2 separate regions of the Homo sapiens genome follow, and region 1 is linked to region 2. A link is an interaction called in ENCODE POLR2A ChIA-PET data of the cell type or tissue named here. Cell type or tissue: OCI-LY7. All regions are shown on one strand. Each heading gives the region's core, and the rest is flanking DNA. Links, peaks and the distances in the headings are about the cores only.

Region 1 (7,269 bases), core at 1,104-6,103, 64 kb after region 2:
CTGAATACAGCACACTGGTGGGTCTTGACTCTTTATCCAATTTACCAGTCTGTGTCTTTTAATTGGAACATTTAGCCCACTTACATTTAAGGTTAATATTGTTATGTGTGAATTTGATCCTGTCATTATGATGTTAGCTGGTTATTTTGCTCATTAGTTGACGCAGTTTCTTCCTAGCCTCAAAAGTCTTTACAATTTGACATGTTTTTGCAGTGACTGGTTTCGGTTTTTCCTTTCCATGTTTAGTACTTCCTTCAGGAACTCTTTTAGGGCAGGCCTGGTGGTGACAAAATCTCTCAGCATTTGCTTTTCTGTGAAGTATTTTATTTCTCCTTCCCTTATGAAGCTTAGTTTGGCTGGATATGAAATTCTGGGTTGAAAATTCTTTTCTTTAAGAATGTTGAATATTGGCCCCCACTCTCTTCTGGCTTGCCTAGTTTCTGCCGAGAGATCCGCTGTTAGTGTGATGGGCTTCCCTTTGTGGGTAACCCAACCTTTCTCTCTGGCTGCCCTTAACATTTTTTCCTTCATTTCAACTTTGGTGACTCTGACAATTATGTGTCTTGGAGTTGCTCTCCTCGAGGAGTATCTTTGTGGCATTCTCTGTATTTCCTGAATTTGAATGTTGGCCTGCCTTGCTAGATTGGGGAAGGTCTCCTGGATAATACCCTGCAGAGTGCTTCCCAACTTGGTTCCATTCACCCCATCACTCTCAGGTACACCAATCAGATGTAGATTCGGTCTTTTCACATAGTCCTATATTTCTTGGAGGCTTTGTTCATTTCTTTTTATTCTTTGTTCTCTAAACTTCTCACTTCATTTCATTCATTTCATCTTCCATCATTGATACCCTTTCTTCCACTTGATCGAATCAGCTACTGAGGCTTGTGCATTCATCACGTAGTTCTTGTGCCTTGGTTTTCAGCTCCATCAGTCCTTTAAGGACCTCTCTGCATTGGTTATTCTAGTTAGCCATTTGTTTACTTTTTTTTCAAGCTTTTTAAGTTCTTTGGCATGGGTTCGAACTTCCTCCTTTAGCTTGGGGTAGTTTGATCATCTGAAGCCTTCTTCTCTCAACTTGTCAAAATCATTCTCCATCCAGCTTTGTTCCATTGCTTGTGAGGAGCTGCATTCCTTTGGAGGAGGAGAGGTGCTCTGATTTTTAGAGTTTCCAGTTTTTCTGCTCTGTTTTTTCCCCATATCTGTGGTTTTATCTACCTTTGGTCTTTGATGATGGTGATGTACAGATGGGGTTTTGGTGTGGATGTCCTTTCTGTTTGTCAGTTTTCCTTCTAACAGTCAGGACCCTCAGCTGCAGGTCTGCTGGAGTTTGCTGGAGGTCCACTCCAGACTTGTTTGCCCGGGTATCAGCAGCGGAGGCTGCAGAACAGCAGATATTGGTGAACCGCAAATGTTGCTGCCTGATCATTCCTCTGGAAGTTTTGTCTCAGAGGAGTACCCGGGTGTGTGAGGTGTCATTCTGCCCCTACTGGGGGGTGCCTCCCAGTTAGACTACTTGGGGGTCAGGGACCCACTTGAGGAGGCAGTCTGTCCTTTCTCAGATCTCCAGCTGCATGCTGGGAGAGCCACTACTCTTTTCAAGGCTGTCAGACAGGGACATTTAAGTCTGCAGAGGATTCTGCTGCCTTTTGTTTGGCTGTGCCCTGCCCCTAGAAGTTGAGTCTACAGAGGCAGGCAGGCCTCCTTGAGCTGCGGTGGGCTTCATCAAGTTTGAGTTTCCTGGCCACTTTGTTTACCTACTCAAGCCTTGGCAATGGTGGGTGCCCCTCCCCCAGCCTCGCTGCCACCTTGCAGTTCGATCTCAGACTGCTGTGCTAGCAATGAGCAAGGCTCCGTGGGCATAGGACCCTCTGAGCCAGGCGCGGGATATAATCTCCTGGTGTGCTGTTTGCTAAGACCATTGGAAAACTGCAGTGTTAGGTTGGGAGTGACCCGATTTTCCAGGTGCTGTCTGTCACCCCTTTCTTTGACTAGGAAAGGGAATTCACTGACCCCTTTCACTTCCCTCACCCTTCTTTGGCTCACACTCGGTGCACTGCACCCACTGTCCTACACCCACTTTCTGACACTCCCCAGTGAGACGAACCCAGTACCTCAGTTGGAAATGCAGAAATCACCCATCTTCTGTGTCGCTCATGCTGGGAGCTGTAGACTAGAGCTGTTCCTATTTGGCCATCTTGGTTCCACCCCTCCCAGTTCACTAATTCTTTCTTCTGCTTGATTAAATATGCTTTTGAACACTTACATTGAATATTTTATTTCAGCTGTATTCTTCAGTTCCAGAATTTTTGTTTTGTTCTTTAAAGAAATACTTCTATTACTTTGTTTACATTCTTAATTTACTTATGTATTATTTTTCAGAATTTATTTAACTGTCTGTGTTCTCTTGCAACTCCTGAGCCTCTTGAAGATGACTATCTTGAATTCTTTGTCAAATAGTTTTTATATCTCCCTTTCTTTAGGATCCATTACTGGAGATTTGTTTTCTTTATTTGATTGTATCATGCTTTCCTGATCTTTTCCTATTTTTTGTAGCTTTGTATTGACGTCTACACATTTGAAGAAACAACTAGCTCTTCTAGTAATTCTCCATAGACTGGCTTTGACAGAAAAAAGTTTCCTGATCAGCCTGGCTAGGGATTCCAGGCCTGTGTTCCTAGCTGCCCGGGCATCCAGTCTTTTTATTTTTAAAGCCCATGGTTTCTTGCTCCTGCTGGTGTTAGAATATGTCAGTTCCTTTAGTGCTCAGTGTAAGGCAAGAGAGGCACTGGCTCCTTGAGTAGTGTGCTGAAAGGCCAGGGACATTGGAGTCACAGGATATTAGAGTCATGTCCCATTCATGTTCTTTCCTGAGGGAGAAGTCTCAGTTCTGTACGGTTTCCAATCTTGCAGATCTGTGCTAGCTGTAGGGGCGTGCCCACCCCTTTTTCTTTGTTCCAAGCTGTTCCAGTAATCTGAAGTATGCTGCTTCGTTCAGCACTTTGTATGAGGTAACACTGAAACTGGCCTCTTGTGGAGCGTATTGAAAAGCTGGGAAGTTAGGCTTATGGTTCACCCTCTCTTTACTCCCTTTGTAGAAGTCATGGGCCAGGCGATCTCTCTCTCTGCTGAGCTGTGCCAGTTTGGGGGAAAGGCTGATGTGGATAAAGTGAAATTACTCATATCCATTTCAGTGTGGCTCTTCTTGGTTTTGTGCTCATGTGGTGTGCTGCAACTCTTTACCTACATTGTAGACTTCTCATAACGGTATTTTCATGTATATATTATTGTTTGCTGTTTCTCTGGGGGAACTAAACGCTAGGACTTCCTATTCTTCCATCTTGTGGGCATCAGTCTTTCCAAGTTTATTTTTAATGTTATGAAAGTACACAGAGATGACAGAAGCTGTAAATCTGTTTATAAAGAGGAAACCACAGTTAAGAAAACTAATCCTTGGCAATGAAACATCAATTTCTGTTCTTACACTTATTAAGTAGTGCCTTACTATTTTCTGTTATTCTGAGCTTAATAATTCCTGGTGAAATACAATTCGAGCTCAGATCTCAAAACTTTTTCATTAAAATCTGTTGTAGAAAGAAACAATGATGTTCCCTTATATAATGGGAACAGGCATCATTTCATTTTTGGCTATTAATCTGACTCTAAAACATATGAAATTCATCTGTCATTCTTACTTTTCTGTTTTAATTATATCAATTTGCCAAAGTACTAAATGTTTATGTCTGTGTATCCCTGTGTACACAGAGTAAATGGGCATCAATTAATGTAATAGTATGTTTCAGAAAAGCAATCAGTATCCGTAAGATTGACCTTAGGCTGGAAGCTTCCCAGTCCAAATGACTGCTGTTAAAAGAAGACAGGAGCTGAATGTCCTTGCATTTGGCTGACTTAAGAAAGAAGGATGCCAAACAAATGAACTATGACACAATTGAATTTTTGCTAATTCCTGAGAACTGTGGCAAAATGTTTTCCTTTCATAACCTTTGAACTGCTAAGATCATAAATAAGAACTTAGATGTTTGGTTTTTTTTTTACCAATTTTCCTTTTACACTACACACAATAGAATGTGGTTGCAATTGGTATGTTATATCTGCCAGAACTGTTGCTAACAAGTATCTAGTGAGGGATCGGGCATCAGCCATCATTTGCTTTAGCCTAAGAAATACCAAGAACTGGCCTGGTGCCGTGGCTCATGCCTTTAATCCGAGCACTTTGGGAGGCCAAGATGGGTGTATCACCTGAGGTCAGGAGTTCAAGGCCAGCCTGGGCAACATGGTGAAACCCTGTCTCTACTAAAAATACAAAAATCAGCTGGGCACGGTGGCATGTGCCTGTAATCCCAGCTACTCGGGAGGCTGAGCCAGGAGAATTGCTTGAGCCCAGGAAGTGGAGAGAGAATCTGTCTCAAAAAAAAAAAAAAAAAAGAAAAAGAAAAAAATACCAAGAACTTACACTTGAGGAAGGAAGTTAAGTATTTAGAGACATCATAATTTAGAGCTAGTGTGTTTTCTTAGAATTAGGTCACAGTTGGATTGAGAGAAAAATACCTTTTTATTCTCATGTTTCTTCCATAGGATTTTCTCTATTCCAAATTCTCGTTTTGTAATTTTGAAAGACAGAGTAGGAATTGTAAAAATGTGAAGAAGAAAATTATTGAATTTTAATGATGTAGAACATTATTTTCGTGTCATTTAACCTCTTATTCTATAACAATGCACAAGTGCTTTTGCGATAAAGGTATTCTAAAATATTCCTTGCTGATTTTTTTTTTTTTTTTTTTTTTTTTTTAGTTTTTGTTTGTACAAGGCCCTTGGCACAACTTAAGATTCAATTAACATTATTAAGACACATATTTTGTATATGTTATTTCATTCAAATCATGGGAATGAGTGTAAATGCTATTTAAAAGATTTGTTTCTGCCTTCTACAAATATTTATGGAGGGTTCACTTTGCTTAGCAGTGTGCTGGTTACTGGGAATACATGGATAAATGAGGCAGTTCCTGTCTTTAAAGAATGTACAGGCTTGTGCTGGGTAAAAAGCAATAATTTTCAGTATAATGTGAAAAATGCTCTTTTTTTTAAATGAATGATCTCTGGTATATAAATAGAAAGAATATATAAGGGAGATCTTACCTACGTAGACTTCTTTAAAATGGAATGACCTCCCACATGCTTTAGTGCAGAAATGAACACTTTCTCAAATTCTGAGGCGTAACAATTTCTAAAATTTTTTCAGAGTTCTGGCTCTTGTGTCAGGTCCTTCTGATTTGCCCCTCCAACTTTGTTATTATTATATGGCACTGCTGTCTCAGCTATATCACCTGGGTTAATTGCCACTATTTTGGGCACATCCATACCAAGAGACCAGCTCTCTGAATTTTGGAAAGGGACTCTACTTTCTCTCTGACTGCCTTATCCTAATATGTGGAATAGTCCCTTTTCCTTACTTCTTCATGACCTAGAGAACATTTGTCAAGATTTTACCGAAGGCTTGACCACACACTAGAAGAAAATACAGCATAGAAAATAATTCACAATTATTACACAGTTGCAGCCCTATACTGCAGAGTTTTTATCAGCCCCACGTCTTCCTGTTTACATCCAGGTTGCCTCCACCAATGTGGGAACTACCTGTGTCTCACTGATTCTAGGCCGAATGTCCAAAACATTTAGAGAAAATGAAAGATGTTCACACTTCTCAGCTATAGTGCACCTCTTGAGGCTCTTTAGGAATTTTCTTCCCCAGGATTGAGAATCTGTCCAGTATAATTGACTGTGGGAATATTCATGAGGGAAATTTCTACTCCCATCCATAACACACTTATATCCAAACATTTCCACAGTAGTGTGAAATCAGTATATTTCCAGAATTTTGAATTACATAATGTTAGATAGTATCATGTTGAGTCAAAAATTGTCCAGGTCAGGTTGCGGTGTAACAGTCACTTTCCCATTAAAAAAACTGAACTTAGGGTCTAATATCAGCAAAATTCTCCTGTTTTCTGTATGTAAAACTCACAGAACAACATAAGAATTCACCAAGTAACACTCTGAAGATTCTTCGGGGGTCCTTTAACAAACTGACCATCGAAATGATAATCAGTGTCTTATCAGTTTACCAGCCTAACTGTATCCTGGATGTCCTGTGTGTAGTACATAGGATGTATACTTTATGATATTATAAGAATAGTATAAGAACATTTTGTGGGTAAGTACCTGTACCTGGAACAGTTATTGGTCTAGGAGATAGCATCGTAAACAAATTGAAGTGCCTACCCTCATGGAACTTACCTTCTAACAGAGAAGACAGATGAAGTAAAAGACAAATAAAATATATAATATATTAGCTGAGATTAATAAGTACACAAAAGAAGTAGCAGGCAAAGAAAGACTAACTTGTGCTTTTATTTAATATATGGTGACTAGAAGGCATTTCTGGAAAAGATCCAAGCCGAGATCAGACTAAACTTATGTGAGTATCTGGGGAAAGAGCATTGCAGTCTGAAGGGGAGAAAGGACAACCTTATGGTGTGGTGTGCTCTAAGGAGCAGCAAGAAGTTTGGCATAGCTGTACTAGAATGAATGAGGATGAAGGTTAGGAAATAACAAGGCCAAGGACTGAGTCATATAGGAACATACAAGCCATGAAGAAGATTTTAAATTTCCCTCTCAATTTTGTGAAAAGTTAGAATTAGGCATCAATGAAATATATACGTATACAGACACACAGACAAACACACACACATATATGGAAGTGAATGAATCTTCTATCTTTCAATGAGTATCTCATTAGAGTAGGGGTACAGAAAAATATTTCTACATTTTTTATTGACTGTGTTTTTTGAAGTAAATATTAAGTGAATAATCAAGGCAATAAAAACTTGAGGAAGTAGGGTCAGTAACTGATATTTGTCCAGTTCCAAAGTAAACCTTATAACTTATATATCTTATAAATACATATCTATTAAACCATTACTAAGATGATCTTGATAGAATTTAGATTACTATCATAGACTTCTAGCTGGTCTCCTTGCTTCAACTCTAGACTCCTCCATTCATCACACAGCAGTCCAAGTGATCCTTTCATAATCTAAATCAGTTTGTGTCATGCCTGTGCTCAACACCACCCAATGGCTTCTTACGTCGGAGTCTACTCATATTCCTCCAATGCATAGTTACTATTCTTTTGGGGAAATTGTACCCCTGATGTATTCACAAATAATTAGAATAAAAGCTACATTTTCC
Region 2 (6,074 bases), core at 1,075-6,074:
TATCATGGCTTAAGTGGCCTTTACAATTTGGCATGGGATCACATGGTTATATATAACATTGCTTCCATGAAGAAATATATTCTTATTTCCAAATCTCTATTTTATGAATAATATGTAATATTCATTCCTATCAGTGTTTCTGTAATTGGGTTGCACATTTATAATGCTGTATATCAGAATGTTAAAATTAAGTACTGCATGTTGATAGCAATCAGTATAGAGATGAGAAAGATAAAGAATAATATTTATTCTAATAGTTGCTTCTTACATTTTTTTCTTAATGAAGTTCAGACCCTTCCAAGATTTTAACATATAATAAAGGGATTTTGGGGGCTTTAGAGAGAATGTTTATTCTTAATCAGAGATGTAGTTGCATTTATTTCCTGATTTAAAAAAGCAAATCTTAAGACCCAATGCAGTTTTCTAGTGTTACTTATTTTTCTTCCCAACTTACTTCAATTAAATGAAGTCCTCAAAATGAAATATGTGAAAATGTTACCTTAATACCTTTAAGTAGAATTATAGCATGTTTATTTCACTTGAAAGTGTTAATAGAATAAATTATATGCCCTTCTAGCAACACATTTTAAAATATAATATGTGAAAAACATTTAAGTAGAGACCATTTTGCTATTTCACAGAAAATTATAACAGGTGAAAATTAAGATGTTACTCACTTCTTTGATGCAGTAGTCTTATGCCTCAACTGCCCTGCAAAGAGAGAAAAAAGTCTTTTAATCTCTTGAGCAACTATTTGATGTTACTCTTTCATGTTGATATTTTTGTCTCTACCTGTAAAAGAATGCTATATGGAAATTTTCCAGCAATGATTAAGAAAGGGTGAGTTTGATAACTTGAGAAATGCATGTTATGATCTTGGCATCATCACTCATATTTATACAACTTTTCTGATCCTCATTTTTTTTCCCTATCAGATGAGGTTTACAGTGGAGACATATTTTCAAAGCACTGAGCTGGGCATATGGCGTTTGGAAACCCTAAGTAACAGTCAGTGACAGAATTTGGATTAAGACCCCAAATTCCTTCCTCTCCATTTTATACTTCTTTTTGTGACTCAGCCTAATCCTTTTAGGGAAGTATTCAAACCACATCTGCCTGAGTCTCCTGCCAATTTCCTTTAAACCCCAATGTTAGCTGAATCAGCCTCCTGCCAGCTGTCCTCCAACTGAAAGCAATAAGGTTTACATTCTCACTTTTTTGGTTAAAAAAATCTTGCCTAAACAAAGAACTTCTTTTACTGTCCTAATACCTTCTGTAGGTTGCCCTGCTTTTCCACTTAAGGCATTTCTGTATATTGCCTCTTTAAGGGACTTTTCCCAAGGCAAAAGTCACACAGCAGTTACACGTGTTCTTTTGCACTTGGCACTTTTTCCGTGGAACCTGAAGCTTGACCAAGATTAGTGCCTTAAAGGGAATATGAAGTTAAGGTACTGGTGGTGTTTGGTTTATGGATGTCTGATTGTATTTTTAATATGTGAGCCAGCAATTGTAAATGGCCTCAACAGCTAGTATATTCTGGAAATACCCAGACTTCCCTACCTCTGGAAACTTGGTGTTTCCTTCCTTTCCTATCCTTCAACTGTCATCAGCTTAGATTCTGCCAAAGCCAAACTTAGACTCATTTTCTCTCCTTGTTCTAACACAGGTCCCTGTTGAGCCCATCCATGACAAGTCCTAGTGATCAGTAAGGGAGAATAGCCCCAGCATTGGAGCTCATCTTCCTGGAATTATCTTCACCCTTCTTCCACCTCCAGGCTCAGGCTTCATACTCTAGCTCATGTGCCAATTTGTATAAAATATACTGGCTATAGTCAGTTATATACTGACTATAACTGTAACTATATATACAGTTATATATTAATGCATAGTTATATACTATGCATTAATGGGTGCTGCTCGAAATTTTAATGACTCTCAATCTCAAATTATGGACCCAAACCCCTACTATTATGATCCACATAGCCCTTTAAGGACCAAGTTTGCCCAGCTTCATATTCTCCATCAGTACCAAGTGTGCATGAGATACTGTGTATATTCACTTACTTAAGTGGAATAGGAATAAGAATGACAGAAAGCATTTTTTCTTTAGTTTATGTCACTCTTATTGTTACTGATACTGTGAACCATAATAATAAATGATGCTGGAAATCTCAAAAAGGTTATGGGCTTGTTTCAGGGATAAAGAGTATAATAAGAACCCTTAAGATTGTATTCTGCTGTACAGTGGGGTATCCCTGGGGAGGAAAGCAAAGATATCAAAGCTTACGTTTTGCAGGCTTCACAGAACAGATGATATAGTAGAATAGCGGTTTCCTTCTCATCCACCCCCGCCTGGCTTCCTGTCCATAAGTGAATAGCATCTGCCTTGATCTTCCTGAAATATTTTGTCTTTAATATAACCTCTAAGTATGCTAGCCCCAAGAATGGAAACAAGGAATTTTCATTAGGAAAATAACATTTATGGGAGCCTTTCTTTTAAGCAGTGTGTATATGTGTGTTTGTGTGTGTGTGTGTGTGTGAGAGAGAGAGAGAGAGAGAGAGAGAGAGAGAGAGAGAAAGAGAGTTGGGGAGGGTGAGAGGGAAGAGGAAGAGAGAAAAGGGGTGAAAAGACAGAGAAGGAGGGTGATGGGAGGAGAGGGAGAATGGGAGAATATGGGTACAAATATGAATGAATGAGTGAATGAATTAATGAATGAATGAATACTAGATGTGACTGGAGGAAAGGTTTTGTATACTTGATAGCCTAGTGAGAAACTCAGGACATATTTTCCTATATAATCATTGTGAGAGGGTAGTCTGATTTAATATGTTATTTAAGGACTTTTTTTCTTTTTTTAAAAATTATTATAAGTTCTGAGATACATGTGCAGAATGTGCAGGTTTGTTACGTAGGTATACATGTGCCATGGTGGTTTAGAAAGTGCATTAAACTTCTAAAGCTGTTTTAGAAGTGATTAAACCTTTGGAACACAGCCTATTGGAGAGTTAGGTTCTGCTAGGTACGTTATTTTACTAGGCGATATTGTAAAAGCAATGTTCTAAAGCTAAAGTAACAAAAGTGATCACTAACTTTTACATATAAGAAAATGAAAGAACTGGAAATCTAATCTTGTACTAGAAATAACTTTCTGAGCAGATTATTTTTAAAAAGTGTAATAAAAATGGCTCAGGTTTCATTTAAATTGAATGGGATTTAATTTAAATAATGCAGCCAAGTTTACAATAATAAGCTTTTTTTCCCCCTTCTCTGACTTCTTTGATATATTTGAGTAGTTTCCTGGAAGGTAAGGTCTGGTACTCTAAAATAAAAGGAACAGTAGGCCATGTTGTTGGCCAGGTGTGGTGGCTCATGCCTGTAATCCCAGTACTTCGGGAGGCCGAGGCGGGCGGATCACGAGGTTAAGAGATTGAGACCATCCTGGCCAACATGGTGAAACCCCATCTCTACTAAAAACACAAAAATTAGCTGGGCGTGGTGGCGGGAGCCTGTAGTCCCAGCTACTCGGGAGGCTGAGGCAGGAGAATTGCTTGAACCGGGGAGGCTGAGGTTGCAGAGATCTGAGACCATGCCCCTGCACTCCAGCCTGGGCAACTGAGTGAGACTCCCATCTCAAAATAAAAATAAAAATAAAAATAAAAATAAATAAAATAAATAAAGTAACTTCGAAGAGAGTGAGAGAGGTGGAAATAGAAACCTTGTTTCTTTAATTAAAGTTTTCAAAAGGAGAGAGAAGTGACAGAGGCAGAGGAAACTGAAAGTCAGGTGTTAGAGGGCATGCCTCTTGGTAACCGTAGCTAGAAAACAAATAGCAACCCAAACTGGCCCGTCAGCCATTTTATCTTCTCTGTTCCCTGGTGCCCAGTGCTATCTATTTTTTTTTTTAATTCTCTTTATTAAGGTCTGCCTGTCGCTCTTCTTTCATCTTCTCTCTCTGCCTCTTCATATCTTTCCATTTTCTGGCTCTCTCATCTGATTCCTTGGTATCTTCAGTTTATTTATGTTTTGTAAAGAAACTATAATAGTAGAATAAAAATGGAAGGCGTTATTTAAAAAAAGCCATCTGATGTAAGTCAGTAGGGATTTTTAGGTTAAAAAAGAAAAAAAATCAGAATTTTTTTCACATTTAATAGCCTAATATATCTCTAAATGTCTTTGAAGTATATAAGACTTTGAGCTTCCTGAAAACACAGTTTTTCATTAATAGTTCACAACAGTGTTTTAGCTGTTTCAAAGTAGTTTTTAGATAGTCATTTACTCTTGATAAGAGTGTGTAATCATGTGTTCTTTCTCTTATAGATTCGCCTTTTACAAGTCCACCTCTCAGAGAAGAAATAATGGCAAATAACTTTTCCTTGGAGAGTCATAACATATCACTGACTGGTAAATGTATCATGTTTCAAATAATGCAATTCGAAAAAAAGGGTTTAAGCAATTTTTCTTAAACAAAGCTACTGCTTTTTGCTTTGCGAAGTGGTAATCCCTGTTCCTGGCCTGGTGGGAAAACATACCAGTAGTGAGCTGGGAATCTAATGTGGTGAGGACGTTTTACTGGGGGCGCACAAAGGAGGAAAATATACCAGACATGCCAAGGCTAAGAATGGCTCCCCAGAAAATGGATACCTGAGAAAAGGGAGAATCAATTTTGATTTGCAGATACTCTTATGTTTTCATTAATTCTTGCTGGTACATCCATTACATCACTCTAGGTCAAGAAGAGAATTTGTGTATCTGTTGGAAAACCTTTAGCCAGAGAAATTAAAGATGATATCAAATGAGTCACTGTGCTAAGGAGAAGCAAGCAAGGAACTCCAACATGGCAAAACCCTGTCTCTACTACAAATACAAAAATTAGCTGGGGATGGTTGTGGACACCTGTAGTCCCAGCTACTTGGGAGGCTGAGGCAGGAGAATCACTTGAACCCAGGAGTTGGAGGTTTCAGTGAGCCGAAGTTGAGCCACTGCACTCCAGCCTGGGGGACAGAGTGAGACTCTGTCAAATAATAATAATAATAATATAATAATAATAATAATAATGTCTTCATTTAACTTTGGATTTGTTTTTGACAAAGATTTGTCATTAATTTAGAAACATTAGATCTCAGAGTTGGGCACTGAATGGTTACATTTCCATGTAGGTTGTTGCTCTAGTGCCTTCCCATCAAAAAGTTTGGTCTTAGAAACTACCTTTGCTGAACTACAGAATTTAAATTTGAAGATATATTTATAATTTTTAGTGTCAATGTAAAATAAAAATATCGAGATGAATCTCTAAACAAAATGTTTTATTTGGTAGAACAGAATTGGAGTTCAGGGCTTACACAGAGAGTGGAATGGTCTTCAGTATGACTGAAAACCAAAGAGAAGTTTAGAGGTTTTATTAGAGAGAAATGTTATATATTGTTTTGGAAGAAAACTCATTAGCACTAGCAAAGTTTTTGGGAGCTAACAAGTTCTGACTGGTGAGTGATGGTGGTGGGTAAATTAGTCTTAGAGTCATGGTGGTTTGTTTCAGAAGCTGCTAGGTAAAACTGGTCTTAAAGTTATACCAGGTCATTTCAGCAGCTAGCTTGCAGTATTAGCCCCGGGCAGGTGCTTTGTGTCCTAAGTGTTTTTTTTTTTTTTTTTCTTTTTTACTGGGTCTCTGGACTCTAATTTAGTTGAAAATGACAAGATAACTCCAATTCCTGATTATCAATTTTTACCTTATGAACCATAGACTTTCTTCTTACTGCTGTTAAGATTTTTAACCTACTATTTGTAAATGGAGTGTTTTCATATTTTCATAACATTGATATGTATCAATATTGATTTTATCATTATTCATTGTTGTCTAGAAACAATACTTATAACATTTCTATGTTGTTACTTATTATTTTCTCTTTCCCTCTGGCCATTGTCGAAGTTAATCTCTCTGTTAGGATAAAATGTATCTTGTAGAGAGATTCAAATACAATACGTTAATTGTAAATTTTGGACCAGAAAGATTTTGGTCTGGCTCTTGACATACATACTTATCCAAAGATTCTCGAGACTGGAAAACATATGGATTCTT

Evidence for each region. Peaks named below come from ENCODE experiments on the same cell type or tissue, not always from the same donor. Only the 100,000 strongest peaks of a DNase experiment are listed, where the experiment ranks them.
Region 1: POLR2A ChIA-PET joins it to region 2 with 5 read pairs; 2 of 35 experiments call an interaction of 5 or more read pairs at or near these places.

The regions. Positions count from the first base shown.
Region 1 is chr5:50,361,726-50,368,994 of GRCh38, reverse strand. No RefSeq gene overlaps it. Among named protein-coding and RNA genes, the nearest start is that of EMB, 76 kb to the left of the region's middle. In OCI-LY7, for the core only: no CTCF peak of the experiment used is centred there; no DNase peak of the experiment used is centred there.
Region 2 is chr5:50,426,472-50,432,545 of GRCh38, reverse strand. It overlaps EMB (embigin), which reads left to right. Exons shown (of 9, transcript NM_198449.3): 2 at 4,319-4,402. Among named protein-coding and RNA genes, the nearest start is that of EMB, 12 kb to the left of the region's middle. In OCI-LY7, for the core only: no CTCF peak of the experiment used is centred there; DNase peaks (open chromatin) are centred at 2,305 and 3,805; H3K4me3 peaks cover 2,100 bases; H3K27ac peaks cover 3,385 bases.